Regions from separate parts of the Mus musculus genome. Here region 1 is linked to region 2. A link is a loop called in an ENCODE intact Hi-C map of the cell type or tissue named here. Cell type or tissue: heart. All regions are shown on one strand. Each heading gives the region's core, and the rest is flanking DNA. Links, peaks and the distances in the headings are about the cores only.

What was found. A loop is a pair of places that touch in the nucleus more often than their neighbours do. Peaks named below come from ENCODE experiments on the same cell type or tissue, not always from the same donor. Only the 100,000 strongest peaks of a DNase experiment are listed, where the experiment ranks them.
Region 1: it touches region 2 in a loop (1.9-fold over the local background); 1 of 42 quality-filtered maps calls a loop at or near these places.

Annotation. Positions count from the first base shown.
Region 1 is chr12:40,783,074-40,792,828 of GRCm38, reverse strand. It overlaps Dock4 (dedicator of cytokinesis 4), which reads right to left. Exons shown (of 53, transcript NM_172803.2): 31 at 4,453-4,601; 32 at 2,668-2,753. Among named protein-coding and RNA genes, the nearest start is that of Immp2l, 240 kb to the left of the region's middle. In heart, for the core only: no CTCF peak of the experiment used is centred there; a DNase peak (open chromatin) is centred at 3,828.
Region 2 is chr12:40,687,121-40,698,356 of GRCm38, reverse strand. It overlaps Dock4 (dedicator of cytokinesis 4), which reads right to left. Exons shown (of 53, transcript NM_172803.2): 13 at 5,318-5,443. Among named protein-coding and RNA genes, the nearest start is that of Dock4, 250 kb to the right of the region's middle. In heart, for the core only: no CTCF peak of the experiment used is centred there; no DNase peak of the experiment used is centred there.

The DNA of each region.
Region 1 (9,755 bases), core at 2,241-6,240, 96 kb before region 2:
ACTATGGTAGTTTTATTTTCAATCTGGTTTTCTGTATCATACCAGGCTAATGCTGAGAACACTGTTCTGACATATATGCTGTCCTTGAGCAACCCAAACAGCAGACTGGGATACTTGAGGCATGGTGTTATAGAATTAATCTCCCAAATCCAAACAGTGATGAAACATGTGACCCTTGCTTAAGGATTTCGGAATAATTTGGAGTTGTGGAGGACAGGACAGAGTGTAGGGAGAACTGAGACGGATGCCACTTTCCTTTGCAAAGCTAATTGGGTGCCTCAGGGTAGTGGCAGCTCTGCTGCACCTCCCCAGTGTTAGAACCTCTGTGGTATCCTCGCTCAACCCAAGCCTGCCTGCACAAAGGCCAGATCATAAGTTAAGAGGAGCCAGTAATGCAGCGGATAAGCTCCGAGGCCTGATTTTGAGTATCTCACAGTGTGGTCTGTCGGCCTCGGTTGCAGTGTTTTCAAAAATAGGGAATCCCACTGTTACAAAAAGCAGAGATAATGAGCACAAATGCAGACGCTGTGGGGAGTTACTGAAAGTGAGAGGGATTCTTGGCAAGCCTACGACACAGAGACTCAAAGTCTCCGTCTAAGGGCTGATTTCCCAAGCACAGCATTCAGAAGCAGGGAGTGTCTTCCAGGCTTCCATCTTCTCAACTAATTTTATCAAGTTTTAGGCATGAATTTCAGAGTAAATGAGAATCTATGCCTTCCTAATTCATAACGTGTGCAGCAGCTCACCATGATTACACTAATCCACTGTGATTGTTAGCCCCGCAAATAAAAGGACTTTATTGTTTCCTTGAAATCCACTTGAATTCTCACTTTCTTTCCTGAGACAAGGTAGTAATGCTATTTAATTGTCACTTTGAATGTGCTTTATTACTAATATGCTGACTATAAAAGCATTAAAGAAAAATATTTATAGCCCTTTTAAACTTTATTTTTATTATTATGATTTTTTTTATGTTCTAGTAATATGTTAAAAGTAAACAAAAGAATCCATTGAACAAATCTGGTCCCTTAAAATATAAAATAATTATAGAGGTTTAATTATTACTTTGATTCTAGTGTCAACGTACATCTTATATTTCACAGTCATATTTATATAAAAGCAATCCAAACTGCAAATTATCAGCCCCTTACTAATGTAGATAAGAGGCATTAAAGAAACAGAGCATGCATTTATTAATCTTATGAATTCATTATAAATAATTAATCACAAATCTCAAGGGTTTCATTCCACCGAATGCTTTTGTATTTTAGCTCTTTGTTCTAACCAAGGACTAGGAACTGAAACGAAAGCATTTTTTCAAAGGCAATTTATTATGTTGGATGAGGTTTTAATCTGAATTCTTGCTAAACTCCAGCTGTCGTAAAAGACAGACACTTTGTAAACAAGAATGAACAGGGAGCTTGTGAATAATTAGCAAAAGTTTTGGCTGAATTACAGTATCAAGAGAAAATGGCACTCGTTGTTCACAATGTAACTGATTACCAAATGAAATCCCCGAAGCCTTTCTTTTTCCTTTCTACATAGTTTTCCTGAAAGCTCCAAGAATGACTATAAATCAGGCAAGCTGAAGACTCCCCAACCTATTGTCAAACCTTTCAGTTTTAAGATAGCATTCTTAAAACCCACACATCCAGAGTTGCACAGCTGCTAATTAATGAATGTAAAGTCAACTTGGACTTGCACTTGGCTATGAGCGCCACTTAGGTGATGGTTGGGCATTAATACCAACACAGGTGTATTTTCTAGGAGAGAAATGTATTAGTTTTACACTCTTGAAAGAAATCAGAACATTTCCCCAAACTCAGTGTGCTAATCTTCTCGGTTAAAAGAAAAATACGTTATAAAAATACTAGGTTCAAAATGACTAAGATCTATAAGATCATAAAAAAACCCACAGGCCAGGTGGGAAGTCCCAAAGCGCTGAGACATTATCATGCCTCAACTCTGGCTATTCCTACAGTTAGATGATACTTGATACAAGCAATCCATCCTGAGACTGTGATCACATTGGATCACTTGGGACCATCTAGAAGTCCCTTCCTAGAACTCCATTCTTTTTTTTTTTTTTTTTTTCCTATTCTCTTTGCAAATCCCAAACACCAAATTTACTAGAAATGACTTGCTTTGGTGGCAATCTAATAAGCAGCACTGGGGAAGTATTTAACAGTCCCAAGCCAAAAAAAATGGTCAGCATGGAAGCAGGTGCTGATCATCAGGCACAAACGAAGTTAATTTTCTAACAGCAAATCAGCCAGAGTCATACTTTGGAAAACACTGTATACAAATGTTATAATCACACACTTTTCTCCTCTCCCACTCATAACTCTCTTTAAAATCATTATCTTATAACAATGGCCTTATTTTCCCTTGAAATTACCAAGCGTGAAAAGAGTGAGCTTTGTTATGTAACATAGGCAACCTGTCCTAATCGGAGATTAAAATAAGGAGACATAACTAATCATCAACATAATAAGATCCACTTGCTAGAGGTAGGCAATTATCCTTTATTTCACACTCCACAAAGACAAAGCTCTCCTATGAGACCCAAGCTGTCTCTGTAGCTCTCGTCTACTGTGGTGCAGAACGGCTCAGGACCGACACCAGATGTCCTGAATAGAACCAAGTGGAGAGAAACACATTACTCACATACTGTTGAAGAGCTCACGGTACGTTTCATCACCTTTGCCCTCCGACATCAGGCTGTCCAATTTGTCAATTAGCTTGGCCTCCACCTGAAATACACCCAAATATCACTCTCCTTCCTCCCACTTCCCATGCAAGATTTTTAGGCAAATTGGTATGTATTTCTTTATGCCAGGGGAAAGCCGTGATACACTTTGTCAAAGTGACATTGTCAGCCATGGTTAATAGCAAGCCTCCCTTTGGAATTCTAGGGGACTAATTTAGATGCAGTCAACATGACTTCATACTCCTGGCTAGCTAGCTTCTTCTGCTGCCAAGGACAGCATCTATCTATCTGGGATCCCAACATAAATGCTAGCAGCCCAATTTAAATGTTTCGGTTCTTCTTTTAGGGACTATAAAAACTGGCAAGTCCCATTTCTTTTTCTTTTTTTTTTTTTACATCACTATATCTGAGAACATCAGCAAACTAGCATGCCCAAATACATTAATTTAAATCTTAAATGTGCTTTTTATCTGTTTTCTTTCCTAAAACAGTTTGAGGTTGCACTAAATCTTTGCTGAAGTTGAGAATCCATCCTAGCCATGTACAGATGGTAGAGCCACAGAAATAGTCTAAGTCAGCAGTAAGCGGCAGGAGAGTGAAAGGACATATTTCCTGAAAACTGTAGTCAAAACATTTATATTTTCAAGGACATAAATTCTTTATAACTTGAATATCAGAAAGGGAAAAATTTCCCTTTATCTAAACGAGGCAAGAGAAAATGACAACCTTTAGCCAGTGTTAAAGCAATTTGGGCTTGAGACGAATATTCAACTTTGTCAAAGGACTGAGCCCAGTTATTTCTTTAAAGCAAATGTCAATCAGGAGATAAAGATAAGAGGGAAGGAAAGTGGGACCCCCTACCAAGCACAGTGTGTTCATAGCTTTTCACTCAGCCATTAGCTTTCTTAAAAATAAATGTATATACGAATAACAAGAGAAATGCCCACACTCTTGGCAATAGGAAAGGTCTATGCATGCAATCAAATTGCTTATACAGATGACAAGCACTTTTCTGAGGTTTGAAGAAGGCCTCATGTGGAGAAGTATGGAGGTGGGCCACATCCTGTGGGTAAGCAAGTTTGAGAAGTCAATATGTGAGAGCATGTTTTTCCTACTTCCCCCAACAGACTTGGACCAGCAAAAGTGGCTGATTCTTTACAGATCTGATTTTGCAATCAGGATGTCTGTCTTCCTCAAACTGGAGCACCACTATTAGAACCGAAGTCAGCAAGAAACGATAGATTCATCCCCTTGGAATTTCCTTTGTGAGATTTTCCACTGCTTTCTCCTTCAAATTAATTTTCATTGCTCCAAGCTAAGAGCAATAAAACACACTGTGAATCAAATGCTCAGAGCTAAGCCATTCAGCAAACACAATGTGCAGACCACTGAGAACTCAATGGCTGAAAGAGTCATTAACCTTCCAGTTCCTCTGAGTCCCGGCCAGCTGGGAGCAAACAACCCTCTCTGTACATTCTTAAATACAGATCTGGAATGTCAAAGAATTTTGTTTTTGGTGAAAGGAATAAGATGGGATTCCAGGGTTTCCCTGGAGGCTCAGGGCAACAAAAAGCCAGAGGCATGTATCCAAGGCTATGTGGTACAGGGAGAACGGGTTCACCTGGTTCTGGGGCCATTGAACCAGTGTTCATTTCTCCACAGAGAGATGAATGGAGAAATTGTGAAGACGCCAGACAGGGAAGTGACACCCCCTGTCAGTCCTGATGAGCAATACTGCCTACCTGTTTAAAGTTGCCACTCCTTCTTTGCTCCCAGTCCATCATATCGTGAAAAATAGGAATCATGACATTCCGGAGATCTGGCTGGGGTATCAAGGTTACTTCCAGAAAGGGCCCAATCAGGGCAGGGATGAAATGAAGTTTGTGTTCTCCTAAATTAAGCAAAATGTTCGCGTTTCAGTATATTAGGTTTTAATAAGACTTCAAAAAGATTACTATTAAAAAATTTAGTTAAAACTAGTATCATAAAATACTGAACTACAGTTATCGCCCCAGATAAGAAAAGAACCCATAGCATACAATTAAAATGGCAGAAATAGAAATATTTTAGTAGTGTACATGCTTGTAAAAAAATGGATGCAGTTAATATAAAAGAAACTGGAGAGATGGTTCTGTAGTTCACATCACCCAGAAGCCACATGGTGGCTCATAAGCTCCTGCATCAGCAGTCCCCAAATATCTGATGTCTTCTGGCCTTTGTGGCATCAGGTGTACACTAGGTACATAGAAATACAAGTACACAATACTCCTACTCACAGAATATATGGAAAAAAATACTAAGCTAGAGGATATCCCTAAGGAAACCACAGCTGTTATCTCTGGGTGGTAAAACTGCAAATTCTTTTATGTAAGAAAAACTGGCTTCTGTTTGTATTTTAAAGAAAAATAAATACATAACACACAGCCTAAACAAAAGTCTAAATGCAACCCCCTCAAACTTATTTCTGAAAGGATTAAAACATAACAGTATTGAACCCAACTGGTGTATAAGCAAATGCTAAGAGGTATGATAGCCAGGATTCAGGACAAAGGAGGGCAGGCAGCAGCAGGGACACAGGTGACAGTAAGAAAACTACATGCCCTGAAGGATACATTCTTTCTCAATATCAGGGCTAAAAGCCTATGATGCCAAAGTTCCAATCTAGGAACCCTAGGACAAGCTCGGGGGTTGAGCTGAGGGTAGCTGGCTTCATGGAAGACAGCATTTCCTCTTTAGATACAATCATGCAAACATTTTCTGATTTATTCTATTGCAAGATTCTTATTATTTCCTATGCTCAGACCATGAGCACTTCCATCATGATGAAACTCTCCCTGTCCCAGTAGCATGGAAGGAATACTACTTCTTATAGCTGAACATTTTAGTCTAATCTAATTTTAGTTAATACAAGCTTTACTGTTTCCCATGATAATCCCATGAGTGAACAGAGGTGTTCAATATCTTCCTTTTGTACCCTGTGATCCACTGATCCACAGAGTCCATGAAATCCTTTAGGTCTCTCCTTTCCTGGGTAAGACATTATCCCAGTAAAAATAGCTGTGAGTTTTCAACTCCTTACATGATTATAAACAAAAAAAAAGGAAAGTTGAAATGAGTACCTCTTTCCAGAATATGTTTTGGCAGGTGACAAATTATGAATTTTGTTCAGAGTCTAGAAATTTGGGTAGTCTTTTAGTATAGATTTTATATTTGCCTCACTAATACAGTCATTAATCTACTTTTTTCAGGGCCTCAAAACGTAGGCATGCCTTGTCTGATTTGAACAATCTATAACTTGCAAACATAAAACACAACAAACACTGAGACTACTGCAGAGATGCACGTCAAGAATCAAGAACCACTGAGGATGGTATAGCTCATTTGGCAGGGAAACTGAGGGAAGCAGTTTGGACAGGTTCTTTCACTTGATTGGGGCATAAGCAGCAGCTACCCCAGTATACAAACAGAAGGAACTCCTGGAAACAGCACGGGCATGATGTTACATCTGAAAGTGTAGTTGAGGTCTGGGGGAAACAGCTGTGGCAACTTGGGTAATGCACCGTGTTGGATGGAAAGGCAGTGGGACTCTTCAGCTGTGTGTGGGAGTCCTTATTACCAGGTTGTTTTGCAGAAACATGACTTTGGGGGACAAGGAAAAGATGTGCTATAGTGGGAAAACTGATGATAATTTATAATAGACTTTGGCCCCAAAGCATGAGCCATGGCAATAGGCACAGGAGGTCAGAATGGAGGGACATTCGAGATGTAAAGCATTAGCGAGAGTAAATCTAGCTACTAAATGAGATATAGTTAAAGAAGGAACAGGGACTAGTTTATATGGAGGAGGATAATGACTTCTGCTTGAAGCTCTTTTGAGACATTCTCATGTGCATAACACTACCTAGTCCCAAAAGTCAGATTAGGGCTCAGGAACTTTGCAGAATTGTCAATGAGAAATAGGACTTGGTATCACCAAGTGGATGAAATAGCTTTGGGCGGGGGGGCAAAGACACACACACACACATACACACACCAAATCTTGAATACAAAAGTATAAGACAAGAGAAGGCACCAGCTAATGAGATGGTAGATATGTGGACTAATAGAGAAGAGAAGGCTTTTGCAATTAGGGAGGGACAAGAGTAGCAAAGTTGGTGTCTCAGTAGTAATGTCAGCCATCACTTGTAAGCACTTGCCCTGTGGCAGGTAGGCATTTGACTACTTTCTATGCATAATTCCATTAATTTGCCATGACAACTCTAAGCAGTGGGAACTGCTACTTCCATATGCAAAGAAGAAAGAAAAGTTGCAGGGCCTTAAACAAGTTGCTTGACTAACCAGTTAACTTAACTAGTAGCCCGTTTTGAGGGCGGCTAGCATCTGGGTCCACCAAGCAGGTTAGCTTTAGTTTGAAACAGCAGTCCTAAGAATGGGACCAACACAGGCCTTTGGGTTTGGCAGAAGAGGAATAAGACGGTAAGCCTAGTCATGAATCAAAGGGTAGAAAGAAAAGACCGAGGAGGCAAGTACTGCCAAGTATCCTCTCAAAGTTGCTAGAGGGTGAGGCAAAAACAGATAAGACTCACTGACCACTTTAGAGCATTCTATCTTTTGGAATAGGATCCTTGTCTGTCATCCCACAACCTCCTATTCTGGCCTCAGGAACAAGCAAGAATAATCTTACTCTTGTCCAAATACCAACTTCATTTCTGGAATCAACATAAGCCATAAAAGACTTTTCTAGAAGGGTCTTTAAGGAACAAATGTGTTTCAAGTCTTCAAAAACCATTTTCCTACTGAATGGAAAGAGTTCCTTTGAGACTAAAGTTAGCTCTCAGAGCAAAATGCAGCTAAGAATAGTGAGCCTGGATGTTCTCTCTAAGAACTCATGCCCCAAGCCAGGTCTATCAGCAGGCCTCCTAGCTATACAAGAGAGCATGCATTTCTTTGTGTCTCTCTATCTCTGTCTGCCTGTCTGTCTGTCCTGTATCTCCCTCCCTCTCTCTCTCTCTCTGGCTTCTCAAGACAGGGTTTCTCTGTGTCCTGGAACTTGCTCTGTAGACCAGGCTGGCCTCAAATTCACAGAGATCTACCTCCCAATTTCTGGGATTAAAAGGCATGCTCTGCCATCATCCAACTGATCGTGTATTTCTTAAGACAAGATTCATTTGGGAGTTCTGGGCTTTACTTTGTCAAATGCAACCTGTATATATCTGATGCACCAGCTAGAATAAAGATGCCTGTTCCCTCAAAAACCTCATGAACAGTATCTTGCCTGCCCACTAGAGACCAGAATCACAACAGGATGAGACAAGGGGTAGTAGCACCTTGAACTCTGTCAGGATTTCCACATACCTGAATGGGTTTCTAGACAGAGGCCACTAGTTTGAACTACTTCCTTTCTTGGAGATACCTAGAGGGCTTCATATTAAGAACTTTTCTAACAGTAGTAATAATGTGTTTGAAACGTCTCCAATCAATGTCCTTACCCTTTCCTGTGTCTGGAATGCCCTATAGGTCAGAGATCCTCATGATCTCTATTATTAACACATAGAATCCTGGGGCACTTGTCAGGTCCTTTCTTTGGGAACAGGAGTCCCACATGGACCTCACATGGTCAGGGTTCATCACAATTCATCACAATTGGGAGTGGTATTGACTTTGCCTTGTCTTTAGTTTCAGTGAGAATTAAAGTGCTTAACCAGGGGCTGGAGAGATGGTGCAGTAGTTAAGAGATTAGATCGTATAGAAGGTGTATGCTCAGTTCTCCACAAACATGGTGGCTCACAAGCATCCATAACTCCAGTTCCTGGGTATCTGATGCCATCTTCTGAACTCAGGCACCAGGCACACACACAGCACACATACATAAGTGCAGACAAAATATTCATTCACAAAATGAAACAAATAAATATAAAATAATAAATGATAAATGCTTTAAGAAGGGCTTTGAGAATAGAAACCCAGTCCTGGATACAATCTTTCAGCCCTGCCCATATAGAAAGTCCTTTTTATATCAGTGAAGTCACAATACAGCCCATCACGTATCACTGAGGTTTCATCAATGGTAACTGTTTTTTGTTTTTGTTTTTTTACCATCTTTACTTTATTATTATTATTAAATTAGTTAATTGGCGTGTGTGTTTGCATGCAACATGTGGAGGTCAAAGGTCAGCTCTCAAGTGTCTGCTCCCACCATTCACCATTTAATTCCAGGTCATCGTAACTCAGGCTCTCAGGCTTGGCGGCAGGTGCCTCTACCCACTGAGCCATCTCCCTAAGTATCTCATCCATACCCATAATGCATATGGAAGGCACTTGTAACTTTCTCTTACATATTCCTACCTGCATTTCCGACCCAGATAATCCTTTCCCTTTCCCAAAAGACTGCTTTGTTTTCCTTAACACAGCAAGAATATCTCAGGAGAAACTTCCTCATTCATGTAAATTTGTAATATTTTCTTCCAAAAATGAATGCTCTACAATGGAAACGCAGGCACTGCTATCCGCTTCCCCCATCCCCTTCTGACACCCACATTTCAGGCAGGTAGCTGGCAGCTGGTTTGCAATTCCTTTTCTTGGTTATTTTTGTCAAGGCAGAAAACAGAATCTGGATGCGAGCACTCTCCCTGTCATCTGTAAAAGTCTGCATTCATTGTTTATTCGAGCTGTCCTGGTAAGGGAGAAAATGCAAGAAATGGAGGTGTTGCCAATGCGTGCATGTGGGGAGGCTGGGGAGCCCTGAGGGTTCAGGTGTGATGCTTGACCAAGAGCTTGCCCCAGGACCTGGCTACAGGGCCAGCTACTTAAAGCCATCACATAAAAGCTGCCTTAAAGTCTGAGTAATTCTGATAAGCCTTGGGCTACCTCCACACTGTATAGATACACCAAATCTCTGCACAGCTTCCGAGTATGTGGGCAAAGGGGAGTGACCCACAGAAATTCAACATAAACTCAAATCAGTTGGCTTTTTGTTTTGTTTTGTTTTATTTTGTTTTTCGAGACAGGGTTTCTCTGTGTAGCTCTGGCTGTCCTGGAACTCACT
Region 2 (11,236 bases), core at 3,870-7,869:
TATAGCAGGCCCACTGGCCTGTGCACACCTAAAGAGTTCTCAAAATATTGTAGGTAAGAAAAGGGTAAAGACACATTAGTGGGAACAAAGCACTTCGGTAGATGACGTCAATAGGATAATTGATCATTTGAAGAAAATGAGTAAGATCTCTGTCAGAGGATTCACTCCTGCGTCCTCTATGCTGTCCTGGATTTGCCCTGGCGGGACACAGACATAAAATGCATGACAGCTCTATTATGTAACCACTGTATAGTGTTTTCACAGGGCCAGCCCAGTTCTTTATCTGAACATTTAAAGTTTATGGAATTAGAGAAAAGCTGTCCCTCTGTTAAGAAGAAAAAAAATATGCACATGACCTAGGATTTTCTTCTCTTTTCTTTTCTTTTCTTTTCTTTTCTTTTCTTTTCTTGTCTTGTCTTGTCTTGTCTTGTCTTCCTTCCTTCCTTCCTTCCTTCCTTCCTTCCTTCCTTCCTTTCTTTCAATTTAATTTAATTTAATTTAATTTAATTTAATTTTTTTAAAGACAAGCTCTCACTATATAGCCTTGGCTATAACTATGTAGACCAGGCTGACCTCAGACTCACAAAGATTCACCTGCCTCTGTCTCCTCCCAAGGGCTCGTATTAAAAGTGTGTGCTGCCACTCCTGGCCCTATGGAAAAATTTGAAAATCCTAACACACCTCTAGAGTCTCAAACACTTAGGTCTTAATAGTTTTAGACATGGCTATTCTTCTACAGTAGTAGTTCCAGCAACATGAACAACAACAGATCATTTTACTAAATGGCTGCTATGAGTTGGGTTCTTCACAAAGCATTTGAATGTCTACCTAGATCTTGCCTTGCATTTATAGGACGGCACTAACCATTCCATTTGATAGATGAAACTGAAGTGTAGAGATTAAGATGTGTATGTAAAGTGCTACTGGTAACCCTCTGAATAAAGAATTCAGCTACTGTCACCACAGAACACTTGACCAAGGAATTTCTCAGGCCAATCTTGAAATATTAACGTCAATCCCTGGGTCTAGTCTGACCTGTGGCTGGAAGGAAATCCTCCATCTCTCTCTAGTCACTGACATCTTCTGATTGAAAGTATACCATCTCTCCATGTGACTAGGGGTTCATATGCAACATAAGTGATGGCTCTAATGTGACCAAGAATCTTTGTGACTCCAACCAAAGCACAGTGAACTTTAGTTAAATTTGGAAAACGCTTTTACAGTATTAGGCAGACCCTGAATTTGTGATCCTTCCTTCCTTGGGCCTCAAATAGCTGGGATGCGAGGCATGAGGGATCTTGACCAAGTGCAATACATTTTTAAGTAAGATTGAATCCTGTCATAGTCATTTCTATTCATCTAACCTATTTTCTCCCAAATGAGGAAGGATTCATTCTATCTGACGCATGCCCTTCTTTACCAGTAAGTAGCAAAACATAATGCCTATATTTAAAAGAATGAAATTCCCTTTTTTTGTTTTAAAAAAGGAAACACTATGGAAACATTTATTCTATTATTATCCTAGACCTATAAATCACCAAGTTATTTGGAAAATAAATGTAAATAAATCTTAAGTTCAATATCAAAATTAGTCTCTAGATCTCAGTGCCCATGTCCTCCTAACACCTTGGCAGTTACACTTAATTCTCTTTAGGATTAGAATTTCTGAAAGATTTACAGAAAGTCCCAGAAAGTGTTAATGATGGTTTCTCTAGCAAAATGTGACAGTTTAACCAATCACTCTGTGGGAGCTCGTCTCCAGGGAACAGGACATAGGCCAAGAAGATGAAGTCAAGGGATCATGATAAAGACAATGACAGATTCACCTACAATATAAACCTAGAGTAAGAAGGAGTGAGTGCTTAAGGGGTATGCAGAGGGGAAGAGCCAGCCTCTTAGGACCTACCAGACACATCAAGAGAGCTGTTCCAAGACGTCTTGTGGAACCCAGACCTTCCTCATACTCCAGATGGCCTGGGCCTGGTTTGCATGGGGTCTGTTAAGACATTTAGGGCCAGGCTGTCCAATATAGTAACTGCTTCCATGTGGCAACTGAGCAATTGAACTGTGACTTGGCTATATAGAGAGAAATACATCAAAGTCCAGTACTCAGCAGCTTGCAGACTGAGACTGGAAAACAGTGTGAATAACTCATTAGAAAATTTTCATGTGGATTACCTACCAAGATAATATTTTGGGATGCACTGAGCTAAATAACATATGCTGCTAAAATTAATTTTACCACTTCTTATTTCTTCTTAAGCAGTGGCTACTCATTATTTGAAATTACATTTGGGCTCACCCTACATTTTTGTGGAGAGCAGTGATTTAAATATTTTGCTGTCATAGAGATCTTTCACTTGCTTGGTTGGAGTTACACCAAGGTATTTTATATTATTTGTGGCTATTGTAAAGGGTGTTGTTTCTGTAATTTCTTTCTTGGCCCATTTATCATTTGTATAAAGGAGGGCTACTAATATCCTTGACTTAATTTTGTATCCAGCCACTTTGCTGAAGGTACTTATCAGCTGTAGGAGTTCTGGAGTTGCTTATGTATACTATCCTATCATCTGCAAATAGTGATACTTTAACTTCTTCCTTTCTAACTTTTATCCCCTCATCCCCTTTAGTTGTCTTATTGCTCTGGCTAGAACTTCAAGTATTATATTGAATAGATAGAAAAAAAGTTGATGGCCTTGTCTTGTCCCTGATTTGAGTGGGAATTGCTTCATTTAGTTTGATGATGGCTATTGGCTTGCTGCATATTGTTTTGATTATATTTAGGTATATATCCTGTATCTCTGATTTCTCTAATACTTTTAACATGAAAGGGTGTTAGATTGGTGGATCTAGCCCTCCCTGCACATACATAGCAGATGTCAGCTTGGTCTTCATGTGGTTTCCGAACAACTAGAGCAGGGGCTGTCCCAAAAGCACATATGTGGGATATGTTCTTCTAGCTGGGCTGCCTTGTCTAGCCTCAGAGGGAGAGAATGAGCCTAGCATCACAGAGATTTGAAGTGCCAGAGTGGGAGGATACCAGGGGGCTCACTTCTACTCAGAGGAGAAGAGGAAGAGAGAGTGGGTAACCAGGAAAGGGGGCAGTGAGCAGGATGTAAAGTGAATAAGAAAAAACTAAAATTAAAAAAAAATTTTTTTAGCTGTCTTCCATCAGAGAATGTAGCATGAAATTTCCCTTAGAGATAGTATTTGGTTTGTATATCACAATGATAAGGCATCTTAGAAAAAGACTTTTTGTAGCCAGAAATCAGTATATTAAAATAATTAACAACAACAACAACAACAAGAAATGAATAGTTAAAACAATAGGCACTCAGTGTCTGATCCACAGGCTTGAAAGCACAAAGGCAGCCTCTCCCTCTTCCACCTTAGGATCAGGCAATAAGTCATGCCCAGTTCAACAGCAATGACTAGGAATGGACTTCTGCTTCCAGGTCTTCCAGTTTCAAAAAGAAGCACTGATAACATCCTATGGACCTGAATAAAGTTCTGTGTCCATTTCCGTCTCATTTTGCAGACAGACTGTGTGTCTGTGTTAATGAGCCTGATCCTCTTGGTGTGAGGTGGGCCTCACCTATTCTGGCCCCATCAGAATACTCAATGCAAATAAAGTCTGAAGGACAGTCTAGGAAATGAGATAGGAGGGGCCATGCCTGCAGACGGTCCACAGGCACTGTGACCAGAAATGTTATTCATAAATATTTCCTCTCTGGAACATTCAACTCAAGTTTTCACTAAGCCACTAAGCCACTGGTTAGTTTGAAAGCAACAAAGGACAGTAGAGCAGTGACTGTTTGTCACTGTATAAATTCCAGTGAGTCTGACAGCTGTACTCTGATGTTTAGGAACCTACGTGCATTGCTCTTATTTCCAGCTTGGTTGTAATAGTAAGAGGTCAAGGAAGAAAAGAAAAAAAAAGAGGAAATGATGAGATGGGTTTTCAAAAGCTTTCTTGCAGGCTCATGGCAAGCAGAGATGTGTCTGTCTGGAAGGAATGTTTGCTTGGAGAGTATGAACCATACATTACAGAGCTCTGCCAGCAAGAGGCAGAAGCAAGCCTCATTCCCAGCTCCTCCCATCATTAAAGCCAGACAAAAGCTACATAAGCACAGAGCCACCCAGACAGTTCTTCAGCCAGAGAAGTCCCATTTCATATTTTTCCATTCCTTAGTGATACAGCCCAGGGACCAAGATGAGGAATTCTCCCAGCAGCTGGCCACATTCTGCTCTAAATATGTTTTTTATATTAGATTTGCCCATCAATTTGCTTCCCAGTGGGATGAATGCTTTTCTTTTTTGTTAAGGAGGAAATACCAGTTATTTATAGCAACTAGGGGAAAAAAATGAATGGTTGCAGGAGCCACTGGATAGCATGTCACCACGTAAACAGATCTATAAACAGTCATTTTCCACAACAGTCCTGCAAGATGCGAAAGATGACTGGGCCAGGTCATTTTACAAAACCTTCCAAGCTGCAATCCCAGCCTTCCCTGCAGGAATGAATTTCAATCAAGAGATCAGTAAATGGGACAGTGGGAGATACAGAATGTTTGGGGTCTTTTCTAGGCAGGTCTGCTAGGTCTTAGAGCCAGCCTTGGCGTTGTCCCTTGGAGTTGTAACTTAGGGAAGGCTGAAATCATCAGCTCTGAAGACCCTACTGTGTAATAAAAAAAAATTAAAAAGCCATATTAAAAGATTTTATCTTTAAAGAGGTACTGAAAATATCTGTTTGGTGAAGAAATCAAATATTACAGCTTTATTTTTATATCTTCTGCTCACCCCCTCATCTCTTCCACCCTCATCACCACCTCCTTTACTATTCAGATGCGTAGATCCTCTTCAACACCTTTTAAAACTCTCAAGCAAGTTGGATTTCAATGAGCACGGCTTTTTAAGCATACATTTTTTATCACATTTTGATCCTCTACATATAACTCACCTTCTTTCGTGCTTATACTGTTCTCCATGTTTAGAAACAAAAACCAAACGAAGAATAGAAAGACCTAAGAGGATATCACCTAACATGACCTAAACTTCTCCACAAAGAGATCATATATTTTTGGATGGGATCTCAGCTTTCACTGTTATTACAGTCATAAAAGAAATACCGCCACGGTCACCAGAGTTACTTCACTTCAGATAGCACTTTTTCATTTGCTCTTTACCACTTACCTCACTTCGTTTTCCCACAGGCCCCCAGGAACACTTCAAAGCTGACAATGTGACAATTTCCTCAAATGACAAAGCAGAGACCATGCGCATCCTTCACCATTGTGGGGCACACCGAGTCACCTACCAGGCATGATAATGTCAGAAAAACCCAGCTTCCGCGTTATGGACACTCCGTGAGAGAACACTGAGGAGTATTCTCTTCTGATCTGTTCAATGTCTCCGTGTAACAGTTGGAGGGAAACTGCTAATCCTGAAACAGAGGAGAGACAGGCCAGTTACCATAAGTGACCCGTGGTCCATAAGAAGCAGGTGCGGCCCCGCAAGCTCAAGCTTAACGTATGAGGTTTTACTAGCCACGCAGAATTGATAGAGACTAGGAAGGATCTGTAGGTAACGCTCTTCCAACGTCGACACTGGAGTTTCCCGGTTTCTAGGAACTGGAGAATCACTGGCAGGAGGTTAAGAACAGGAGGCAGGTTTCTAGCCATGGCGCCCTGGCTGTCAGAATGTGGCTCTTTGGCAGCCTTACCCTTTCTCAACCCTACACTGCCTCGATATGATCTATCAAATAGTACAAGCCAGGACACAAACCTTAAGATATAGGCATTCAAGAGGTTTGTTTTAAAAAAATAATAATGATTTTTCTTGACATTAAAGCAACAAAAGTAATTGGAATAATATCAAGGCTACATTCTTGATTTGATATAATACAGAGACTCAAAGTGGCATGATTTTCTGAGACTTTATTAAGACACGGGATACTATGACAAACAAGAAGGAATCCAGTCAGTTTAAAATGATCTGTTTTTCTTCTTTATCCCAATTACAGCGAAATTATCACAGCAGGACATGCACAAGAGCACATTTACTTCATATGTAATTTTCTCAATTCTAAGGCAGAAGCAACAAAAAGGAGACTAATGGGGAAATGCTAGTCCATCACTTCAAAGACACAGCATCGTCTTCAATTCCCTCCTCTTTTCCTCATTTTTAAAACAAGAAAGACAAAAACCCTCTCCCCTGTATCAGCAGGAGAAAATGAAACCTCTCAGAGTGACTTTTTTTTTCCTTTAAAAAAGTGAGTCTTTTTTTTTTTTTTTAAAAACCTGCACTCAGTCTAAAGTGAGGTAGGATAATAGAGTAAAGAAGATAATACAGCCATCTACAGATGACCTTTAATCTAAAACATTATTTGTCCTGAATAACCCAGTCATTCATTTACAGTACTACAATGTTCTCTAAAAATCGATATACAAATGACCTCAATTACACTGGAAAAAAAAAAAAACCCTGCAAATCTTATGTGCAACACAGGCCCATGAGGGTTTTCCTTTTATTCTCCATAAACAATATGAAAAAATACAGAATAGTGAGAGGTGTCTTATTGACTTGTTTGTTTTAAAACAGTGTTCATAAGGAAGAAGAGAACTAGAAAGGAAGCCCCGCCCCAGGCTTGTCTCATAGGATGTGTGCCTCAGAGAAGGGCTGTGAGAGTTAAGTCTAGCAGGCTTCAAGACTTTGTACCTGCTCTGCACTTCTCTGGAACTCTCCCTTCTTTATCCCACCCGGCCCAGCTCATATGGAGCAGAAGAGGTGGACGATCAGCCCTTCCATAGTCATGAGGACTGAAGTTAGAAAGAAGCCAGCCATCTGGACTAGTGGATGGATGGCAACCCGCAGAGCAGCTTCAGGATACTTCATAGGACAATCAGATTCCTTTCAAAACCCTGCGGCCAGGGAACAAACACCAGGCAGCACGGGTTCTAATCTGTCTGACCTAGCTGCTCTTCTTCCTGACTCCAGGCCCCCACTGCCCCATCATGTCATCACAGGCTGTTCATTTCCCGATATTGTCCTTTAGCCTTCAATTCCCACACCATCACCAGCAGCATCACCAGGAGCTGGAGTGTGTAGAAGACCCACATGTGCCACACACAGTTTCATAAAACAATGATTCCCGCTGGGGAAGGCACTGTTTGAAAGTCCCAGAATTCTTAGAGAGTGAGATGGAGTTGACACAGATCTTGAGATTCTATTATATTTTTCAAATGACAATTATCTTATCAGGACGTCTGTGGAAGGGCCTGATCTGGGACACTTGCAGCACCATGTGGCAAATACAAAGAAAGAAGGGGAAAATCTCTGCAAGAAGGAAAAATCATAGACCGTCATTTTCAGGATAGGAGGAGGAATGGGCAAAACCAGCTAGGATTCCTGTTTACCCAATGGGTGCCACATTTATTTAGCCTTCAGTCTCTTCCCCTTCCACACTTCCTTCCTCCTTCAATACCTCCTTAAAACAAAAACCAACCAAACAAACAAAAAACAAAAAGTGAATTCTTTCTAGAGAATTAAATAACAAAAAGGAAAAAAAAAGCACTTAGAGATAATGGAATCCTGGAGAAATTAAAGAAGATGTGAGAAAGAGAAAGTGCCCTGTCAGGAGAGAAAAGGATGGAGGGAGAGCAATAATGCACAGGAGATGCATTGATGTCTAGAGAGCAAGTGACATGGAGAAGGGAGGGCAAAAGACTGAAGGGTGTCAAGAAAGCAGCAGGCAGGGGGCAGCCAGGATGTCAGAAGGGAACTCCAAAGTGATGGGGGAAACCTAGAGAAGACAGGATGGGAAAAGGAAAATTACTTACATGCTGGATACATTCTAGAAATTAGAAAAATAGAGAAAAAAGTCCTAACTCTGGTTAATTTCACTATCCTAGTGACAAAAATTGGTGCTAGTGGGGGCAGTAATTGTCATTTGCAGTTGACCCATGTTCTCCAGAATGAAGAATTCACAATCAAGAAGTGGAAAAGTCAACTGAATGGAAGGACTGGCTACAAGACACAAGCCCTGCTCCAAACAGTTAGGCTTCCCCACATACTACAACTCTTCACTACAGAACAACTAAGCTATGAAAACAGACTAGGCTCTCTCCCAAGTTCCACAAGTTTCCCACTAGCCATATATTAAGTAAGTACGCCTTTAATCTAGCCTTGGTGATCCATACCCTCGATCCGAGCACTGAGGAAGTGGAGGTAAGAGGATGAGGAAGAAACTCAAGGTTGTTCTTAGCTATGAAGCAAGTGTATAATTTCAGCAAACAAACTAAAATAAAAAGACAACACATGGTGCCAGCAGCTGGGCCACAAGAAGCAGCTCCACAGAAACATCATGACATTTCTATTTATTTTGTCATCATAGAGATTGTTGATGTTATTTTTATAGTGGTCCTTAGTTACTGTGACCCTACAACCACACACTGAATAAATCAGAACACTATCAACAGAATATCATCAGAACACTATCAACAGAATGGGTAAAAAATTGCTCATCACTACAAAGGGGAGTTTTGACAAATATTTACATACTGATGTAAAAAAAAAAAGAACAGGAGAAGACTGAAGACTGGCTGAGGGTAAGTGGAGCTGGTAGGGGGATGGGGGACACGCGAAGACTTCTGGAAAGGATAGAAAATTTCACTTAGATTTTCAAGGTTCTCACCACACCAAACAAACAAACAAACAAATAAATATAAGCATGTGAGATGACATATACATTAAGTACCTTCATTTACTCATTTCATAACGTGAACATAAATCACAGGATCACATTTACAATGTAATCCCATATATTTTTTATTTGTCAATTATATTTAATGAACCCAAGTGGGGGAAAAAGAGAATTTCTTAATCACTTTAGGTATTCAGAGCTTAGTTTAATCTTTCAGGGCTACTCATTCATGCCAGTGGGAAAGCTCACAAAAGAGGAATTGGCTTTCTATTTCCATCCTTGCTACTTTACTATCTAGGCATTCTCAGAGGTGGTCACTTCCAAAGTTCGGTCTGTATACTTTTCTGGATTCCTACCATTGTTTGATATGATCAGTATGGGGATAGGTAGCTTATGGTGTAAGGAGGCAGAAGAGAGAATACAAGGATGTATACCACAGAATTTCTGGTCCTAAGGAATTGCTAAGTCAAGATACATATAAGTTAACAGACAATAAGATAGTTGGGGCAAAGTATGAGTGCAATATACAGAAAATTATTGCTGAGAAGATTTTTAAGTTGAGAGAAAAATTATACAGAGCTCTATGATAACCGATAAAATTAGCCAAAAAACTAAGTTACTTTTAGTTTTAGAAAATATATAATGTTTTACAATCTCTCTTTTTTTTCTTTCTAGCCCTTGATGTAAGTTATTCTTCACTGTTAACCTGACTAGATTGAGAATCACTTGAGAGACACACATTTGCTTTGAGAGTGGTTCCAAAGAGGTTTACCTAAAGAAGGGAAGATCGACCCTGAATGTGGATTGTATTTCCTACACACCAGCGGGCTGATGTCTTGGACTGAATAAAGAGGAAAGGGAGACATTGTGCTTAGCATCTGCATTCATCTCTCTTCCTGACTGAGGACCAACTGTACTCAGTGGCTTCCTGTTCCTGGTATCATGCTAGGATGGATCAAGTCGCCTCTGAGATTACAAGCCAAGACGAACCTTCTTTTTAGTTGATTTTGTCGGGCATTTTGTAACAGCCTCAGGAACAGTACCCAAAACTACGTTCAAAGAGAGCTGGCTCTGGGAGGCATGTTGCCCTTACTAGAAGAAACATCATCATCAATCTGAGCTTGCATGGCAGCCTCGACATTTGCTCCAATTAGAAAGACCTGCTGTGTAATTTTAAGCAAACGCATAGTCATTAGTTAATCTGGAGTCTGCCAAACAACAACAACAACAACAAACAAACAACAACAACAAACCAACCAAACAGACAAACAAAGCAAACCCTAATCAACCCTGAAACTGTATTATTCATTATCATGCTCAGAGAACAGCAGCAGCATAAAGAAAGGCTGAGGCTCTGTTGACTGGCGACTCTCATTTTATGGGGACTAGAGATAACTCATTTTAGAAGATGGCTCTTCTTAGGCTTATGAAATTCTGCCTTTTTATATTGAAAGTGGCAAGCACAGCATGAATTTGTAAGAAGCAGCCAGATTTGATTTTAGGTTACATCAGCCATTTTGTCACTAATGAACCAAATAACAGATAGCTGTGAATACACAGCAATGCAAAATGGAAAATCATGACAAACATTTACTAAATATATGCTATTAAGTGTACCATTTTAAAAAGTGCATGAGAAGGCTGAAGGATGCTGTCTCAATGTGGAGTTCTCCATGCTTCGGTTCCCATCTCCAAAATATAAACATAATGACATAAATTTTACAAAACTTTTTAGGTAAAGCCTGATAGGAATTGCTCTAAAACGGTAGCAGGGGTGGCTGCAACTGTCGTAGAGTTGCTATTGGATACTGATCTGTCATTCATTTCTCCCTTATTCTTCCCAGCCACGAAAACCAACAAACTAGGTTCCATTCTACGTTGCAAACATTTCCCAATTGCCATAAATTGAGGAAACACTCCTTTTACCTATGCTTGGTGGTCCATACCCACAATCCAAGCACTCAGGAGGTTGGAGGCAGGATGAGGACCCAAGGTTGTTCAGCTACAGAAGCAAGTTCAAAGCTAGTCTTGGGTACACAAGACCCTGTCTTGGGTCAGAGAGGCAGAGGATGGGGAGGGAAGAATAAAATATAACAAACAGAAACCAATTAAAGTAGAATAAAACTTTAGGAAGTAATACAATAAATAAGGCAGGAGGAAAACATTTACTAGGCCTGGCTTTTTATCAGTATACAGAGCCCAGGGTTTACTGAGTACATGACCAGTCCTGTGTGGAGGGTTCCAAGACAAAGCTATCTATCAACATTATAGCTCTAACCTAGAAGGTGGGAACAAGATGTAAGTGGGACAAACAGAGATATGAAGGTGGAAAGGTCCCTAATCACACAGGGCTTTGGGTGCGATTATCCAGATATAAACCAGAACAGGGAACCAGAGACAAACTTGCTCCGCTGGCAAGCCCATCCAGGCATCCTCCTGCCTTACAGGTTTTCAATGACTTAGATTTTTCTTTTTTTTTCCCCCTTCATTTCTAATGAACCAAATAGCACACAACTGTGAATGTAACAAAGTAAA